4 separate regions of the Homo sapiens genome follow, and regions 2, 3 and 4 are each linked to region 1. A link is an interaction called in ENCODE POLR2A ChIA-PET data of the cell type or tissue named here. Cell type or tissue: HepG2. All regions are shown on one strand.

The links. ChIA-PET counts read pairs that join two places held together with the same protein. Peaks named below come from ENCODE experiments on the same cell type or tissue, not always from the same donor. Only the 100,000 strongest peaks of a DNase experiment are listed, where the experiment ranks them.
Region 2: POLR2A ChIA-PET joins it to region 1 with 5 read pairs; 5 of 35 experiments call an interaction of 5 or more read pairs at or near these places.
Region 3: POLR2A ChIA-PET joins it to region 1 with 5 read pairs; 4 of 35 experiments call an interaction of 5 or more read pairs at or near these places.
Region 4: POLR2A ChIA-PET joins it to region 1 with 5 read pairs; 16 of 35 experiments call an interaction of 5 or more read pairs at or near these places.

What each region holds. Positions count from the first base shown.
Region 1 is chr7:23,291,913-23,296,912 of GRCh38, forward strand. No RefSeq gene overlaps it. Among named protein-coding and RNA genes, the nearest start is that of MALSU1, 4.9 kb to the right of the region's middle. In HepG2, no CTCF peak of the experiment used is centred here; DNase peaks (open chromatin) are centred at 429, 1,989, 2,889 and 3,359; H3K4me3 peaks cover 1,883 bases.
Region 2 is chr7:23,404,734-23,409,733 of GRCh38, forward strand. The region is part of intron 3 of IGF2BP3 (insulin like growth factor 2 mRNA binding protein 3); the gene reads right to left. Among named protein-coding and RNA genes, the nearest start is that of SNORD65C, 11 kb to the left of the region's middle. In HepG2, no CTCF peak of the experiment used is centred here; no DNase peak of the experiment used is centred here.
Region 3 is chr7:23,376,203-23,381,202 of GRCh38, forward strand. All of the region lies in intron 3 of IGF2BP3 (insulin like growth factor 2 mRNA binding protein 3), which reads right to left. Among named protein-coding and RNA genes, the nearest start is that of SNORD65C, 18 kb to the right of the region's middle. In HepG2, no CTCF peak of the experiment used is centred here; a DNase peak (open chromatin) is centred at 2,919.
Region 4 is chr7:23,354,811-23,359,810 of GRCh38, forward strand. All of the region lies in intron 5 of IGF2BP3 (insulin like growth factor 2 mRNA binding protein 3), which reads right to left. Among named protein-coding and RNA genes, the nearest start is that of SNORD65C, 39 kb to the right of the region's middle. RefSeq lists silencers at 1-70, 3,620-3,914. In HepG2, a CTCF peak has its summit at 3,025 (motif pointing right); DNase peaks (open chromatin) are centred at 2,351, 2,691 and 3,601; H3K4me3 peaks cover 408 bases.

The DNA of each region.
Region 1 (5,000 bases):
AGAATCACTTGAACCTGGGAGGCGGAGGTTGCAGTGAGCCGAGATCATGCCATGGCATTCCAGCCTGGGCGACAGAGCAGGACTCTTTCTTGAAAGGAAAGAAAGGAAAAGGAAAGAAAAAAAGGAAAAGGAAAGAAAAAAAGGAACAGGAAAGAAAGAAAAAGGAAAGAAAGGGAAAGAAAGGCGTGTCCTTGGAAGCCACTCACACCTCACTAGGACTCAGGCTTGGACCTTTTCCCAGGAAGCTAAGGCAGCCTCTTGATATTTTAATAAGGCTGAATATGGATCAGCCTGTAGTGTTCCTGAACTCATTAGCTACACTTCTCAGAATTTCTTTGCAGTTTGGATTTGTGAAACCACCAGGCAGATAGGAGAATTGATTGGCCACAACTGTTTGGGAATGAATGTCTATTGTCAGATGCTTTCCTGAAGTGTGACCAAAAAGTTTGGAGTAGTAAAGTCCAAGGCCAAAGTTCCAGCTTGACCTGCTCTGTGAGGTGTTCCCTCACCCCCCTAGGTGGAATTAATCACTCTGACCTGCCTTCCTAGAACTTGGGGCTCCCTACTGTGGTGGAAGTGTTCCTTCAAGGGACTTGCCCCCAAACCACAAGCTCCCCAAAACGCACTGGCAGAGGAGGCAGGCTTTGTTTCTTTTGCCCAGCCCTCTAGAGTTCAGCAGCCAGAGGTTCCCCTCACCCGTTAATCACAATGCCTCAAATCTCACAATAATTCCAAAATGGAGGAACCTCATAAAACTGGGATAAGAAAATGAAAAGCAGAAGTTTTACTGGATTGTCAGCAGAGCTGATCAAAAGAAATCGGAGGCCCTTTAGAAATCAGGTTTTGGCAGAAAGAAAACAACCCAAGGTCTGGTCTTATGACATAGTGGGGAGTGAGGCCGTGTCGCACCTGTGAATCAATACTTAATATCACAGTTCAGCTCTGGGGACAAAACACTTCACAGGCTGTGGTAGATATGGCAGTAAAAACCCATGGGCTTCTCCAGGGGTTGATACCGTCACTGTGGTATTCTCCTGGCCTGTAACATCACCTCACAGCACCTCCAAGTTGCATCCCTTTAGGGGTTTCCATTCCCCCCAAGTCCATTGTGAAAGGGGCCCCCTGAAGTTGGCTAATTTGGGGCCCTGTAGTCCACTCTCCTTACCTCTGCCTCAAGACCCAGGTCTGTTCAAATAGCACCTCCCTGCAGAGACTTTTCCAGCTCTGGGGGAGAATTGCTGCTGTGTACCACAGCAGGTGGGCTCTCCTCTTTCAAACACAATTACACGGTATTGATGACATTTAATCATCATCTCTCCTACTCTCTGGGAGCTCCCTGGGTACAGATACTATGTTTTGTTTTTTATTTATTTATTTATTTGTTTATTTTGAGACGGAGTTTTGCTCTTGTTGCCCAGGCTGGAATGCAATGGTGTGATCTCACCTCACTGCAACCTCCGCCTCCTGGGTTCAAGTGTTTCTCCTGCCTCAACCTCTTGAGTAGCTGGGATCACAGGCACCTGCCACCATGCCTGGCTAATTTTTTGTATTTTTAGTATTGGCCAGGCTGGTCTCGAACTCCTGACCTCAAGTGATCCACCCACCTCGGCCTCTGAAGGTGCTGGGATTATAGGCGTGAGCCACCACGCCCAGCTGAGACAATGTTTTATTCATCTTTCCTCTCTCTGGCCTTAGTCCAGCGCCTGGCACAGAATGTTCACTTGAACCTTGGTGAGGCTCCTTGGGAGGGTGAATCACAAGTCTACGCAGAGTGACCCACAACCTGCAAAGCCCACCTACCAACATCGGGGTGACAAGAGGGGACCCCAATACCAATTTCTGAGGCTGTGGGAAAAACAGTCTGGCTCTGTGACAGGGCCCAGTAATCCAAGGGGCCAATGTGAGTGTTCAGAGGCACAGCTTCAGAACAAACAACGGCTGTGAAAGCTGAGGAAACAATGCTGCAAGGGATGGGAGTCACAGCCTGCACTTTGGTTCCACAAATAGACTAGGCAAATGGTGGAGGAGCGGCCTCCTCACATGGGAACCTCCTATGGGAGAGGCTGCAAGCAGTGCTCTGGGACGCTTGCAAACCACAGGCTCGGTGCCCTGAGAAGCCAACAGCTCATCTCATCGCAGGCCTCGGTGCCCACCCCAGGCTGCTCTCCCTGCCCTTACAAGCCCGGAAGACATGCCTGGCAAACCCACACAGAACATCTGAGTGGGACAGACAATACGAACCCCACAGCCCCAGGGGAGTTTGGGGTGCAGAGAGCTAGTACCTTACTCCTAGGTTTATAAAATACAAAGTCCCTGTTTGTCTTCTCTTGAAAAGGATTTTGTCTTCCTTCCAATGAGGATATTTACAAAGTGGGGGACAAAATAATTTTAAAAATATAAATATACAAATCCATAGTATTTATAACATTATAAGAGAGGTCATTTTAATCCTGGCCCTTCCTTCTGCAAGGTCTCTGGAGGGCAGAACCAGTACAAAGGCAGTGGAAATCCAGGAAAAAGGATTAAGTTTACATGAGGTGGGAATATTCACCAACAGCTACAGCTGCCTGGTGGTGGAATGAGCTGTCCTATGATGATGGGAAGGGTAAGCTGAGGCTGCAGGGTGAGCAGTGATTCCAACATTTTAGTTATAATGAACTTTTGTCGTAAAATGTATGGCTCTTTAAATGTCTGTTATTGAGCTCGGCATGGTGCCTGTAATCCCAGTGCTTTGGGAGGCCAAGGCAGGAGGATTCCTTGAGGACAGGAGTTTGAGACCAACCTGGGCAACGTAGCAAGGCTGTGTCTCTACAAAAAGTTAAAAATTAGCCAGGCATGGTGGCATATGCCTGTAGTCCCAGCTGCTCAGGAGGCTGAGGCAAGAGAATTGCTTGAGCCCAGGAGTTCAAAGTTAAGTGAGCTATGATCATGTCACTGCCCTCCAGCCTGGGTGACAAAGAGATCCTGTCTCAAAAAAAAAAAAAAATCATTCAGTACATGCATGACAAAGAGCTACTTGAAACAAAGCCACACTTTTAAATTTTTATTGAATTGCAATACCATCTACACCTATTTGCTGTGAGGGACACATTTATTTGGCCCAAAGACAATGTTTGATGCACATGTGGATTTGAGGGTCCTCTGCTGTCAAAAGGGGGTTCATGGTCCACAGCTTAAGAAACACAGATGCATAATAAATTCATGCATTGAGTAAGCAGAGGTCAGAGTGATAAGCTTCCCAGTATCAAAATTATATAAACGTAGTCATTTATACACTATGTGCCAGTCCCGTAATGTGTGATGTTAAGGTCCCTATGGTCCAGTATGGGCACATCAGGAAGCTTGCGCAATCTCTCCCTAGTTTAGCCCTTGGGCCTTTGGCCCAGCCTGCTCTGTATTTCTCTGAAGCAAGATCCTGAGGTCTGTGTGGTGTCATCTCCCAAAGTAGGCCCCTACCTTCTCCCCAGCCCCTGAGGCTAGCTGCAGAGAAAGTGTTTGTGACTGCAGCTTCTCACCTTCCCATGAAGCCCCAGGACACAAATTTGGGAACCTTTTGGCTCTGCTGCTAACACAGCAAACAGGAGGCTCCCAAATTACCACACCAGGGATGTAATTAGGGTCTGTAATAGGGAAGTCCTTGTACTAATGGACTGTAGTTAATTTATAATTCCTGACTCAGGAAGTTGCTTTTGGCTTCAATCCTCTGGCTCAGTACCCCAAAGGTAGTGATTATCAAACCACCCCCACTTCTGATTCTGCCTTTACTAAGCAACCAATGTCTGAAAACAATGTCCAAGCCCATGAGTAGATGGCAGTTTTGGGGGAAAGAGGGGCATTTTGCATTTCTGAGAACCTCTCTAATTTTCCTCAGGAAATATGACCTGTAAAAATGGATTTTGGTAATTAACATTAAGGACATGCATAGTGCTGGCAAACCTTGTCTCTGAAATCACAGATGATGAGAAACTGTTGTTTGGAATCATTTCAGTGAGAATGGAACATCCCGGTCTTGCCTGAAGACTCCGCATGGGGGTCATTTCACATCATTCCACACAAAGACACAGCTTCAGCATCAATCCTCCCCAAGGGCCAGCACTCCACATTTATCTTAACTTTTATAGTTCTAAGGAACAAGGACCCTGAGTCTGTTTCTCAGCCCTGCTGCTAATCAGAATGTGATGTTCCTAGTGAAGCCTAAAATAATGTTTTTAATAGGACATGATTCTCCCCAGACCACACGACTCTTGTGAGTGACTGACCAATAACATCTCCAGCCCCTGTGAACATTCTCCTGTCTCCTGAACAAAGATTACTGAGAAAAATTCCTAAACTTCCCTTGCTTCAGGACAGCACCCAGTCCACAGCTGACACCACTTCCTCTGATCTCTCCTTAGACTCACTGAGCATAAGCACGAGCCCTAAACAAAGCCCCTTCTAGTCCCTCTTCCTGAGCTGCTCCTCTGTCCTCCATAGCATGCAGTCTCCCTTGCTACAGCGAGTTAATAAAACTAACTTTGGGCCAGGTGCGGTGGCTCACACCTGTAATCCCAGCACTTTGGGAGGCCAAGATGGGAGGATCACAAGGTCAGGAGTTCGAGCCTAGCCTGGCCAACGTGGCGAAACCCCGTCTCTATTAAACATACAAAAAAATTAGCCAGGCGTGGTGGTGCACGCCTATAATCTTAGCTACTCAGGAGGCTGAGACAGAAGAATTGCTTGAACCCGGGAGGCGGAGGTTGCAGTGAGCTGAGATTGCACCACTGCACTCCAGCCTGCGTGACAGAGCGAGACTCCGTCTCAGGAAAAAAAAAAACTTTGACCACACGTGTTCCTGGTTGTCTTTTTCTGATGGGCTTTATCATAATGACTGGGTTCAAGCCATTTCCTCTCCATGAGGTCAATTTGTAGACAGATACTAATTTCCATATGATTACTACATGCCAAGCACTATGGTATATAATTTGTGCTGCATATTTTATCCAATTTTTCGAGACTCTGTG
Region 2 (5,000 bases), 110 kb after region 1:
TCAGGAAATCAAAATACGGCAAGTGGGGGGTGGGGGTGGGGATGGCCTTAGTACTGAGAAAACTCTTGCTTTTCTGGTTGCTGATAATAAAATTAGACACAGCATTAATAGTGCCCTGTCACTCCCAATTGGTTTACTGTTCTAAAACCCTACCAGGAGACCTTTGCCCTCCCCAGTCTTAACCTTGTATATTTTGTTCATTAAAACTGGAGGTAGAAAGACAGGAAAAGAGCAACAAGTGAAGGTTTTTATATACTTAAATTTAAAATGATGAGCACTGCATACACATCTCTAGTGCTGAGTCACATGGAAAAATTGAACACGCATTTCTTTTAAGAGGGTAAGTCCTGTTCAGTCTCAATTCAACCAAAGGTTATCTACAAGAAAAAAGCAAATCACTTATGAGTAGTTACTCTGTTCTTGAGAAATGAAAAATTCAAATTCACCTCTTTTGAAATTTAAAAGGCATCAAAAAACAATATTCAAAGAAACAACTTAAACTTTAGTTCCAGGTTCTAGATCCAGACAAATTTCAATAAGCACACCCACCTTGTTTCTCCCACTGAAAGCAGTTAAAAAATCTAGACAGAAAGTATCAAACAATAATTTGAAGACTCAAAGTAAAGATAACAGACAGACTAGGAACTCTATAGTACTACAGAAACTGAAGTGATTTGCTTCTTTTTTTCCCTCTGCTATGCCCCAGCCTAGACTCAGCAGCAAAAAACTTTCAAGTTGTTAGTGGATACAGACAGATCTTAGGAGAAGCCTTGTAGTTTAGGCTGGAGAAGCAAGAAAGGGGAACCGGGCCGCACAGCAGAAGGTGAGAGGAGGTGAGCAGGCTTAAATGCCTGAGCCCCGCCTCCTGTCAGATCAGCAATGGCAGCGTTAGATTCTCATGGAAGTGCGTACCCTATTGTGAACTGCGCACGCGAGGGATCTAGGTTGCATACTCCTTATGAGATTCTAACCAATGCCTGATGATCTGAGGTAGAACAGTTTCTATCCCGAAACCACTCCCCTTCCCCAACCATGAAAAAATTGTTTTAATGCATAAAAAGAGTTTCTGAACTCTTCAACCAGGGCTGTATGGATTTCCTGAGAACAAACAAGTCCATCTTGGTGAAAGAATTCGCCTTCACTGATGTGAAACTAAAGGTTGAGCAAGTTTGCTTCTGGAGAAGAATGCTGTGGACAGGCTTACACATGATGATGGAGCAATGGAAATATTAATGCTGGGTGATTAACACAGACTCTACAACCGGTGAGTTCTCTTCAGAACCTCTGGACGACTGTTGCAAAGAAATAAAAGCCATGATCAAAATTTTCTGATTAAAAAAAAAAAAAAAGAAAGAAAAATTGTCTTCTACGAAACCAGTCCCTGGTGCCAAAAAGGTTGGGGATCACTGATCTAAAACACTGATGGAGGGAAGAAGCTATAGTTCCAAGGGGATGGATTGAACCTGTTTGCTTCTTTTCCGTCTGTTTGCCTCTCGTTAGCCCTGGACATGTATACAGTTACAGGAAGTGCACAACCACGCAAGGTATCTAAGGTCCTTGCTTTTCTGATTGGAGAATCAAAAAGGGAAGCCTCAGGGAAACAAAATACTAATCAAATTGTGTCCGGAATTGGTTTCTTCCAGTGGGTTCTCGGTCTCGCTGACTTCAAGAATGAAGCCGTGGACTCCCACGGTGAGTGTTACAGTTCTTAAAGATGGTGTGTCTGGAGTTTGTTCCTTCAGATGTTCAGATGTGTCCAGAGTTTCTTCCTTCCAGTGGGTTCGTGGTCTTGCTGACTTCAGGAGTGAAGCCGCAGACCTTTGCAGTGAGTGTTACAGCTCTTAAAGGTAGTGTGGACCCAAAGAGTGAGCAGCAGCAAGATTTACTGTGAAGAGCAAAAGAACAAAGCTTCCACAGTGTGGAAGGGGACCCTGGCGGGTTGCCACTGCTGGCTCAGGTGGCCAACTTTTATTCCCTTATTTGGCCCCACCCACATCCTGCTGATTGGTCCATTTTACAGAGTGCTGATTGGTCCATTTACAAACCCTTAGCTAGACACAGAGCACTGATTGGTGCGTTTTTATAGAGTGCTGATTGGTGTGTTTACAAACCTTTAGCTAGAAACTGAGTGCTGACTGGTGTGTTTACAATCCTTTAGCTAGACAGAAAAGTTCTTCAAGTCCCCACCTGACCCAGAAGCCCAGCCACCTTCACCTCTCAAAATCATGGAGACAGAGAAGCTCATTCAGCTTCAACATCATGAAGTTATTAGAAATCAATAAAACAGATAAAGCTCTGCAAGGCTGATGAAGATTTTAAGAGAGAGAACACAAAAATTACTAGTATCAGAATTAAAAAGTGGAGATATCACTAGAGACCCCACAGACATTAAAGGATAAGCGAATACTACAAAGCTTTATGCAACTTGTCCATGATGATGTAGTTATTAAAAAAAAAAAAAAAGAAAAAAAGAAACAACTTGGATGAAATTGACCAATTCTTTGAACACTACAAACGACCCAAGATGAAATAACCTGAAGAACACTATAATTACTGAAGATATTGAATTTGAGCATAAGAAAAAAAAAAAAAGGGCTGGGTGTGGTGGTTCATGCCTGTAATCCCAGCACTTTGGGAGGCCGAGGCAAATGGATCACCTCAGGTTGGGAGTTCGAGACCAGCCTGACTAACATGGAGAAACCCCATCTCTACTAAAAATGCAAAAATTAGCTGGGCATGGTGGCGCATGTCTGTAATCCCAGCTACCTGGGAGGCCGAGGCAGGAGAATCACTTGAACCAGGAGGCAGAGGTTGTGGTGAGCCAAGATTGGGCCATCGCACTCCGGCCTGGGCAACAAAAGCAAAACTCTGTCTCCAAAAAAAAAAAAAAAAAAACTTCTGAGAGAAATTATTCAAGTGGTTTCACAGGTGAATTCTATCAAATACTTAAAGAAATAACACCAATTCAGCAAATCACTTCCAGAAAAGGTAAACATGTTTTCCCAACACATTTTAAGGCTGTGTTACCCTGATAACAAAATCAATGGCAATACAAAAAACATCAAACTACAGACCAATATCCTTCATGAGCAGAGACACAGTAAGTCCTCAACAAAAATGTTAGCAAATTAAACCAAGCAAAAAGAATAAAATACCACAATAAAGTGGAGTTTATCATAGGAATGCAGGGTTGGTTCAACATTTGTGGGGGGCAGGGGGCGGGGGGCGGGGGGGGGGGGAGTCAATGTAATTCATTTACAGCCTAAAAACTACATGATAATATCAATTCATGCAGAAAAAGCATTTGAAACAATCCAACATTCACTCATCATATAGATTGTCAACAAACTAGAAACAGAAGGCAATGTCTTCAACCTGATAAAGAGTATCTACAAAAAACCCACAGCTAACATTTTATGTGATGATGAAAGACAATGTTTTCTCACAAAAATTGAGGAAGGGTAAGGATGTCAACTCTCATTGGAGGTCCTAGACAGTACATTACAGCAATAAAAGAAAAGGCATACAGACTATAAAGGAATAAAACTATGCCCATTTGAATACATAATTGTCTAAGTAGAAAATCCCAAGCAATCTATTAAAAAATAAAAAACAAACTTTCAGAACTAGTAAGTTTAGCAATGTCAAAGGATATAAGGTCAACACACAAAAATTTAAAATACTTCTACATACTAAAAACAAGTGGAAGTCCAAACTTAAAAAATAATATTCACCTACTATTTAGAAAAAAAAACAAAACAAAATAACAAGTGTTGAAGTGGACATGGAGAAGTTAGAACACACTTGGGCACTGTTGGTAGAAATGTAAAACAGTACAGCTGCTATGGAAAACAGTAATGGCAATTCCTGAAATAATTAAAAACATAATTGCTATAACATCTTTTTCACTGGTTTATTCAAGGAGAGGAAAAGAAGAACTGCTATAACATCCAGCAATCCCACTTCTAGGTACATACCCAAAAGAATTGAAAGCAGAGTCTCAAAGAGATATTTATTCACCTACATTCACGGTGGCATTGATCACAATAGCCAAAAGGTAGAAGCAATCCATATGCCCATGGACAGAAGAATAAACAAAAGGTAGAATACACAGACAGAGGAATACTACACTTAACTTTCAAAAGAAAATTCTGACACATACTACGACAGCGGTCCCCAACTATTTTCGCACCAGGGACTGGTTTCATGGAAGACAATTTTTCCACGGACAGAGAGTGGGGATGGGGGGGATGGCTTCAGGATGAAACTGTTCCACCTCAGATCATCAGGCATTAGATTCTCCTAAGGAGTGAGCAACCTAGATCCCTCAACGTGTGCAGTTCACAATAGGGTATGCATTCCTATGAGAATCTAATGCTGTCACTGATCTGTCAGGAGGTGAAGCTTAGGCAGTAATGCTCGCTCACTTGCCACTCACCTCCTGTGGTACAGCCCAGTTCCTAACAGGCCACAGATGGTACCAGTCTGAGGCCTGGGGGTTAGGGACCCCTGTGCTACAACATGGTTGAACAGCATACTAAGTGAAATAAGCCAGTCATAAAAAGACAACTTAGTAAAGTTGATAATTATTCCAAAAGGGTTTTTTTGTTGTTAACTTATTGCAATCCCAATAAACATCCCAGCAGAATTTTTGTGTATAGACTTGCTGGTTCCAAAATACACGTGGAAAAGCAAAGTAAAGACAATAGCCACAATTCTGAAAAACAATAAAGTTGAAGGAATAATACTATTCAATTTTAAGACTTATAAAGATACCGTAACCAAGAAAGTGTAGTAGCAAAGGGACAGACACATAAATCAATGGGATAAAAGAGTCCAGAAACAGACCCACACAAATATGGTCAATTGATTTGTAACAAAAGTGTGAGGGCAATTCAATGGAAAAGGAACAATATTTTCAATTTTTGGTGTTAGAATGAGACATTTACATGCAAAAAATAAAACCACAGCCTGTGAAGCATACATTACATAAAAATTAA
Region 3 (5,000 bases), 84 kb after region 1:
TTAAACTCTGCTGGGAGGAGTGTTACTTGAGATATTTCTCAAAATAAATTTAGCAATTAAAAAAAGCCTTGAGGCCAGGCGCGGTGGCTCACGCCTGTAATCCCAGCACTTTGAGAGGCCAAGGCAGGCGGATCACCTGAGGTCCGGAGTTTGGAGACCCTATCTCTACTAAAAATACAAAAATTAGCCGGGCATGGTGGCGGGCACCTGTAATCCCAGCTACTCGGGTGGCTGAGGCAGGAGAATGGCTTGAACCGGGAAAGCAAAACTTGCAGTGAGCCAAGATCACACCACTGCACTTTAGCCTGGGCAACAGAGTAAGGCTCCATCTCCCAAAGAAAAAAAAAAAAAAAAAAGAAAGAAAGAAAGAAAAAGCCTTGAGGCTGGGCACGGTGGCTCACACCTATAATCCCAACACTTTGGGAGGCCCGAGGCAGGCGGATCGCTTGAGTCCAGCAATTCAAGACCATTTTGGGCAACATGGCAAGACCCCATCTCTACAAAAAATACAAAAAATTACCTGGGAATGGTGGTGCATGCCTGTAGTCCCAGCTACACGACAGGCTGAGGCAGGAGGTTGGCTTGGCCCAGAAGGCGGAGGCTGCAATGAGCCAAGATCAGCGTGGGCAACACAGCGAAACCTGTCTCAAAGACCAAAATTAACTAACTAAATAAAAAAACCTTGAAAGATTGCTAATCTTTGACCTGCTAATTTTATTTCTGTTCAATTGTCACTAAAGAAATCAGCAGGAATGTGGGTGTAAATTCATCCACAGATATGTTCACAACTGTGGTAATGGTTAAACATGAGGAATGGTTAAGTAAATTACCAGTTACACATAGAACAGAAAAAACATCCATTATAAACTTAAGGAGTCCAATTACATAATGTTTATGACAAAATTTAAAAAAAAAACTGTGCTAAAAAGAAAAGAACAAAAAAATAAAACCTTTGTGCTTCAAAGAACACTATCAAGAAAGTGCAAAGACATAGATAATGGGAGAAAATATTTGCAAATCATATATCTGATAAGGGACTTACATCTAGCATATACAAAGAACTCTTAAAACTCAACACTAAAAGGCCAAATAACCCATTTTTTTATGCAGAGGAAGTGAATAGACATTTCCTCAAAGAAGATATACAGATGACTAATAAGCACATGAAACAATGCTCGACATCATTAGTCAGTAGGGTAACAGAAATCAAACTAAAGTGACTTATCGCTTCACACCCACTAGGATGGCTATAATTGAAAAGACAAATAATAACAAGTGTTTAGGCAAAGGATATAGGGAAACTGGAACCCTCAGACATCGTTGGTGGGAATGTAAAATGGTACAGCCTCTTTGGAAAACTGTCTGGTTGTTCTTCAAAAAGTTACCATATGATCTAGCAATTCCATTCCTGGGTATACACCCAAAAGAACTGAAAATCTATGTTTACACAAAAACATGTACACCAGTGTTCAGAGCAGCATCATTCAATGGAAACAACCTAAATGTCCATCAGCTGCTGGATGGATAAACAGTAAGTGGTATATTCACACAATAATTATTACCCAGCCATAAAAAGGAATGAAGTACCTACTAAAATCTGGCTGCACCTTGAAAATATTATGCTAAGTGAAGGAAGCCAGACATAAAAGGCCACATATATATGATTCCTTTTATATTAAATGTCCACAATAGGCAAAGCTAGAGACTCAGAAAGTAGATTAGTGGTTTCTAGGGCCTGGGAGGAGACTGGAAGATAGGAGGGGCAAGTGACTGTTAATGGCTATAGGGTTACTTTTGGGAGTAATTAAAATGTCTTAAGATTAGTGGTGATACTTCCAAACCTTTAGACTATACTAAAAACCACTGAATTGTATGCTTCAGAAAGGTGAATTTTATGACATCAAATATAGTTCGATTTTTAAAAAAATTAAAAATGTTTAAAACAGGATATAAAATTATACATGCAAGACCCAACGATGTTGAAAAATGCCTAATCATTAAACTGAACTATTAGTCACGGAATAATGTTGCCATTGGGAGAAAGACTTTTTCTTTTCACTTTTCAAGTTTTCTACAAGGAGTATATAATTTTAGAATCAGGAAGAAAATGAAAACAAATATCAAATCTGAATTACACTGGCCTTTAGATAGTTTTCAAAAAAAAAAAAATGCCAGGAAAATAGACATTTCTCTTCTTGGTTTTTTTTTGAGACAGAGTCTCGCTCTGTCTCCCAGGCTGGAGTGTAGTGGTATGATCTTGGCTCACTGTAACCTCTGCCTCCCAGGTTCAAGCAATTCTCCTGTTTCAGCCTCCTAAGTAGCTGGGATTATGGGCGTGCACCACCATGCCAGGCTAATTTTTGCTTGTTTTTTTTTTTTTTTTTTTTTTTGAGACAGAGTCTCGCTCTGTCGCCAGGCTGGAGTGCAGTGGCATGATCTTGGCTTACTGCCACCTCCGCCTCCCAGGTTCAAGCCATTCTCCTGCCTCAGCCTCCCGAGTAGCTGGGACTACAGGTGCACGCCACCATGCCCAGCTAATTTTTGTATTTTTAGTAGAGACGGGGTTTCACCATGTTGGCCAGGATGGTCTCAATCTCTTGACCTCGTGATTCACCCACCATGGCCTCCCAAAGTGCTGGGATTACAGGTGTGAGCCACCGTGCCTGGCCTTCTCTTCTATTCGTAAGGCTCCCCCGGAAGAGTACTGGAGAAACACAATTGAATGAGCAGAACCAAATGTATGAATTATTTGGAGACCAAGCAGAGGAAAAAAAGATGCTTACCACACCAACTCATTGTGGCATATTGAACACACTGCTAGGACAAGGTCAGAGTTCTATGGAAGAAAGCGGACTAGTGGAGTCCCTCCCTCCATTAGCATTTGTTTCCTATGATGGACATGTGTTTCATAATAAGTTCAGCTGCTTTTGAACAATGGGTGGACAAATTATCAGTGTTACAAATGTCTTTGAAATTTTTTCCTTTTGAAATTTATTGGTGGGGTGGAGCAGGTAGTTCTACAAGGCAAACCAAGGTTTCCCCACACCCACTGTTGCTCTGTCTCAGCTAGTGTGTATTCAAGATAAAGGCATTTTTTGATCCCAGCCATGTTCTCTTATATCTGCTGTAGTTAAAAAACTGCTTAAGTCCACAAGTACTGCTTTTGGTCCAGAATTCTATTAATCCAACTTTTCACTCAGATCCTACCCCTCAGATGTGATTCCACTTCATGTTGTTTAGAAAATATTTGGGTACCAATTTGGATAGCACCTATTGCGAATGAACTGGGACTAGAAGCAGGCATTCTCAAGTAATTTTAAAGGTTTTAATGAGTAACAGGGGTCCATTAATAATCAAGGAGAAGTTATGGTTAGCAGAAGACAGTTCAGTTAATGGCAAATCTTTTAGGAAATCAATTCTATAAAACAGTAAATTGCCCTCACAGAAGCTCTATTCACCAACCAAGTTCACCTGGAGTTTAAAGATACTACAAAACAAAATCTCAATTTTCTAGTCTTCAAACTGCTCCTCCCCATGTGCCTGCTTCTGTCCTCAACAGCAGGATTCCAGAGTTGTGTCTGCAACTCGCCACTCCCAGTCCATACTTGGTTTGGAACCTATATGCTCTTATAGCTTATATTTGGTCCCTACAAAATATACATCCATGCACTGGCTATACACGGGGCAATTCCATGCATCTCTTATTGTTAACGAGTGAAGTCTTACACAGGTGCACTTGAGAGGTCAAGCCATGGTCAGCTAACTGGTGAGAGGTCAGGGGATGCAGAGAATTTGAATGTCAACTTCTAAGATGGGTTGGGAAAGTCGTAACTTGGTAATGTCTTTAAATATAAAAAGGCTATTTCAAAATTAATGTTCAGCCGTGAATACAAAAGAATACCCACTGCACTGTGAATTTTGAGGTAAAAACCGTGGAGACTGCCCACTATGCCTCTTTTTTTTTTTTTTTTTTTTTTTTGAGATGGAGTCTCGCTCTGTTGCCCAGGCTGGAGAGCAGTGGCACGATCTCAGCTCACTGCAACCTCCGCCTCCCGGGTTCACGCCATTCTCCTGCCTCAGCCTCCCGAGTACTAGGACTACAAGTGCCTGCCACCGTGCCCAGCTAATTTTTTGTATTTTTTAGTAGAGACGGGGTTTCACTGTGCTAGCCAGGATGGTCTCGATCTCCTGACCTCGTGATCCATCCGCTTCGGCCTCCCAAAGTGCTGGGGTTACAGGCATGAGCCACCGTGCCCGGCCTACTGCCCACCATGCTTCTTGGCCGATGAGTGGCATCCATGCAATTTAATATGGTTCAAGACTGTCATACATTACTCTCATCCACTCCCAACTGATTCCCTACTAACTACCTTTAAACTAGAACACACTATGTCTTCTTACTTCTAGGACACAATCCCTGATCACCCCAGTCTTGGTTAACTCCCTGTACTGGGATGAATAGCGCCCTTTAAAAATTCACCAGTACCTCTGAATATAGCTCTAATCCAATGACTAATATCCTTTTAAGAGGGAAATTTGGACGGACACACACAGGGAGAACACAACGTGACTACAAAGGCAGAGACTGGGATGATGCAGCTACAAGCCAAGGAACAGCAAAGATTGGGCACAGCCACTAGAGGCTAGGAGGAAGTCTTGCCAGCACCCGATGGCAGACTTCTGGTTTCCAGAACTAGGTTTTAAGCTTCCCAGTTTGTGGAAATTAGTTACAGCAGCCCTGATAAATTAATACACCTCTCTCCCATCTTCCATAGTAAGCACCCACCTCCAACCTAACCCAGGGGCTTGTTTTTACTGTGGAAGGCCATTCACTTGTCCATGTCTAAATCAGACTCAACTTCACAGCTGTATCTAGAACAGGCCCTAGCACAGAGCTATAGACTTTGGGACTCCCACACAGCAATGGAGAAATCCCTCCTCCCAGAAGTCTCTATATCCACACAGTAATCAGCCACCAAACACACTGGATTCTTCACACA
Region 4 (5,000 bases), 63 kb after region 1:
AGACAGCCACTACTGTGTGTACCTGACTGTCTAATTGCCATCTAAGCAGAGTTCCTAACCCCTCAAACCACAGTGCTCCATCCACAGTCAGACACAGCTGAAAAGGTACAGGAGGAACCTAACATGCAGAATGGCGGCTTTCTCATGATTGCAGCTCCTAAATTACTGAATTTAAGTCAACTACTAGAATCTTTCTAGGCACAAAGTTTGTTATTCATCTATGTCATATGGTGATCTGCTGAGTTCACGAGGAAAAAAAATTTTAGTATTTTCACCAAACCCACCGTAGATGCAAGACATGAGATGAACGACTGTCATAATTATTTGACACATATGTATTCAGTTAAACAGAACTTAAAGATGTTTATCCAACATGTATATTACTCAGGAGCCTGGTTTTGTCTTTTTATTTTTATTTTTTTTTTTTTTGAGACAGAGTCTCACTTTTTTGCCCAGGCTGGAGCGCAATGACGCGATCTCGGCTCACTGCTGCAACCTCCACCTCCTTGGTTTGAGCAATTCTCCTTCCTCCTCCCAAGTAGCTGGGATTACAGGCGTGTACCACCACACCCAGCTAATTTTGTATTTTTTTTTCTTTTAACTAGAGACGGGGTTTCACCATGTTGGTCAGGCTGGTCTCGAACTCCTGACCTCAAGTGATCTACCTGCCTCAGCCTCCCAAAGTGCTTGGATTACAAGTGTGAGCCACAGCGCCAGACCAGGATCCTGTCATCATTACTTAACTCTTTGCTCTTGGTGCTATTTTAAGGGTCGCTGAGAAGATGATGAGTAATTTTGCCAGTTGGTAGAATTTAAATGTATTGATAAGAAGTTTACTGGGGCCAGGTGCAGTGGCTCATGCCTGTAATCCCAACACTTCGGGAGACCAAGATGGGTGGATCACTTGAGGTCAGGAGTTCAAGACCAGCTTGGACAATATGACAAAACTCTGTCTCTACTAAAAGTACAAAAATTAGCCAGGCATGGTGGCGTGAGCCTATAATTCCAGCTACTTGGAAGGCTGAGGCATGAGAATTGCTTGAATCTGGGAGGCGGAGGTTGCAGTGAGCCAAGATTGCCCCACTGCACCCCAGCCTAGGTGATGAAATGAGACTTTGTCTCCAAAAAAAAAAAAAAAAATTGTTCATTGGGGTAGATCACAATTTAGAGCTGAATGGGCCTCAATAGAGACAATAAATAGTTCAACTTGAGGAAGAGGGGGAAAGAGAAAGAAAAAAGGAGAAGAAATGAGACCCAGACAAGTTAAACGTACCCAGGAGTCCACACATACAGATCTGAATAGTGGAAAAAGAATACGGACTAGAGACCAGAATTCTAGTCCAGCTTGAACATTAAATAACCACGTTATCCTCCAAAGGTCATTTTCCTTTTTGGCATTAGCCATCTCCCTATAAAACTAAAAGATTAGATTCATGGTCCCTTTCAGCTCTAAAATTTCATGCCTGGCTGGGTGCAGGAGCTCACACCTCTAATTCTAGCACTCTGGGAGGCCAAGGAGGGAGGATCACTTGAGCCCCGCAGTTTGAGATCAGCCTCGGCAACACAGTGAGACCCTGCCTCTACAAAAAAAAAAAAATTAGCTGGGTGTAGTGGCACATGCCTGTAGTCCCAGCTACTTGGGAGGCTGAGGTGGGAGGACTGGTTGAGCCCAGGAGGTTGAGGCTACATTAAGCCATGATTGTGCCACTGCACTCCCAAGTCTGCCTGGGCAACAGAATGAGAACCTGTCTCAAAAAATAATACTAAAATAAATAAAATTCCATGTCTAAAAATCTCTTCTTTTTTATTCCCAGATATCACCCTGTATATAATACAGGGTCCTCACAAAATGAGGTTTAACCCATTATTGAAAAGTCATAAATTCAATTATCTCCTTGTATCAAGAATAAGAGGTTGACAATTTGGCAATCATTATTGAAAGCCTGGGTAATATGATTTTAAGGATGTACCGTAATGCAATAAATATGGATGAAGCCCAAATGTAAGGCTTCATGACTAAATTGGTTCTAAAAACAAAACAAAACAAAACGGTATGGGCAAATACCCTAGATGACACACAACAGAAGACGGGATAGGAAACTGTGGTGAGGATCCAACACTATGCAGAGATTAGAATCAGTATAAATACACTGAATGAAAAACCCACAAAACTCTGCAGAATGATCTTTGTAATTCTGAAAGTTATAATGCATGGGACAAAGTCTACAAAACTCTATGGCAAATTTAACAGTGGTTATCCCTGAATGGCAAAAAATCCCTTTGTCTCACTGCTTTATTTCTTTTTCCAAAATAAATCTTTTATTTACATAATTGTTAAAGTTTAAATGGGAATTTTCTTACCTTTAGCCACTGGCCAAGTTGCTTCAAACACTTCTAAACATAACCATATTTACCTTATACAGATCTTCACAATGATACAAAGGAACTGCAATGATAGTTTCTTTCTTTTTTTTTTTTTTGAGACGGAGTTTTGCTCTTGTTGCCCAGGCTGGAGTGCAATGGCGCAATCTTGGCTCACTGCAACCTCCACCTCCCAGGTTCAAGCAATTCTCCTGCCTCAGAATGATTGAAGTTTCAAAGTATGAATAAACATTCCTATTCCCTAACAAAAATAAACATCAGGATAACCCCAAACAAAAGAAAGTATAAGAACTCAATGTCTACACATTTTCTAGGGGGTTATTTCTTTGTCACACATGACAAATCCTCTCATGAGTAATGTCTGTCCTTGACTGGCTTATCTCAACATCTCTGGAAGAGGGAAGGAAATAGGTGAGCCTCTCTCGCTCTGAGGAACAAGAAAAGGTGCATTCACTAAACACATACTTCCATTTTTAATGAAACTAATGAAATGAAATTTAAACTTGTCAAATTTTTATTTTAATAATTCAAGACTTAAGCCTAAAATGAACACATGTATTAATATTTTCTAAAATATGTGTACTATTAACCTTTGATTTATTTTAGCCACAAGGTGGCAGGAATTTCCACGTTAAGTTCTGTCTTAAAGATACAGCCGTATTTGAGGACTCTTCTTAAGTGACATTCATAGAGCTTTAACTAACAGAGGCAGCTACAACCACGTTAAAACTAGCTGCCTGGCTCCTCAGCATCAGTGACCAGCCATCACTGGAAATGAAGTATACCAAACAATAACAGGGGAGCAGAAGCAGCAATCAAACATGTTGGAAAAATACATAATAGCTGCTAACTTTTGAGCTCTACCTTACAGGTATTATGAAACATGTTTTGGAGGCATTATCTTAGTTTTTCTCAGTAGCCTCATTAGCTAAAGACTACAGTTATTCCCATTTTAGAAATGGGGCTGAACCATAACAGATTAACTTGACCAAAGTCAGCTAGAAAAGTGGTGGCACACAGTCTGTTCCATGCAACTGGGCTCTGGAATTGAACTCTTAACCTCCAAGCTCACTCATACTTTCACAAGTACATCAAGGTCACATAGCCTTCCAAACAACAGATGTTACAAAGAGAAAACTGAGAATTACCAGCATAGCCCTTTCACCTAAAGATTGAGCTTTGGGTGGCTACCGAGAAACATGGAGAAATGACACCAGGTTGGTTTAGGCAGCAGGCTGTCATGTTTGGAACCCATGGAGCAGGCCTATGGGGTTCATTGGAAGTCCAGGCTCAAGCCACTTCAAACTGCTCCAAGCAGCCCAGAACCAGTGGGTTAAACTATAAATACATGCATATATGCACAAATATTTGTTTCTCTTTAATCTTCACTTTGTAGCTGAGAAAACCAAAGCTCAGAAGTCAAGGTTACTAAGTCAGGGCTACCTGACTTTGGTGTTTACGCTTTCTCTGCTACACCCAATGCCTCTCAAATAAAATTAATTCTCCTCACAGAATGAAAACATATTCCATATCCCTTTTAAAAGCTTATTAGAAAACTGATAATTTTTTTACCACTGTAACACAAAACTGAGTTTTCCACTCCTTAGATTAACTTTTAAAAATACCTCATTGCTTTCTAATTTTCTCAATCTTTGAATTCTTGCAGAGGGAGTGAGAACAATACTCTTATAAGGCCGCTTGACAGGGAGGAACTAAAATTAGGTAGTCCCTCTCCAAATATTCTTATTGGCAACTTTTGGTCAGTATTTAGTATTTAATAAATGTTAACTGACTGAATATTAGAACAAAGGACATGAAGACTACTTCCCTAATCAAAATGCCTAATTTATTTAAGTTACCTAATTACTAAATTATACAATTCTTAACAGCCTTTTCCTTCCTCCTTGGGATCAACAGAAGCCTACCAATCTCTTAACAACTACGCTAAAGAATTTTGAGAACACCAGTGTGTCTACATTCAGTTTGCTGTCGTGGTTAGGATTCTTTTCAGCAATAATTCTGCCTTGACTAGCCAGTCTACCTTTCCTGTGCTTGCAGTCTTAATGCTTTGTTTTTTTGTTTTTAAAGGAGGAAGGCTAAAATGTCAATTACTTTATCCCTACCAAAGTTCATCTTATGCCTCTTCAAATCTACATAGCTTATGTCTCCAACTTATGTTCTCCCATTCAACTAATTAACTATTAAATAAGCATTTTGTTTCCCTTTAGCTAATTTAAGTTTTCAAATAAGGCCACAACAACAGGTCTCTGACAATCTCCAAATATCCTTGGGTTTATCACATCATCCTATATTTTCCAACAGGGACTTGGCTCTACCAAGTATTCAGTATAAATCTTTGTAAAGTAAAACATGGCCGGGTGCAGCGGCTCATGCCTGTAATCCCAGCATTTTGGGAGGCTGAGATGGGCAGATCGCTTGAGCCCACGAGTTCAAGACCAGCCTGGGCAACATGGTGAAACCCCATGTCTACAAAAAAAATACAAAAAAAAAGACTGCCAGTCTCATAACCCAGCCTCAAAATAAATAAAAATTAAAACAATATGGAGCCTCTGCTTTCTCCCTGCCCTCACTTTTATCCCCAGTTCTACTGAGGGTAT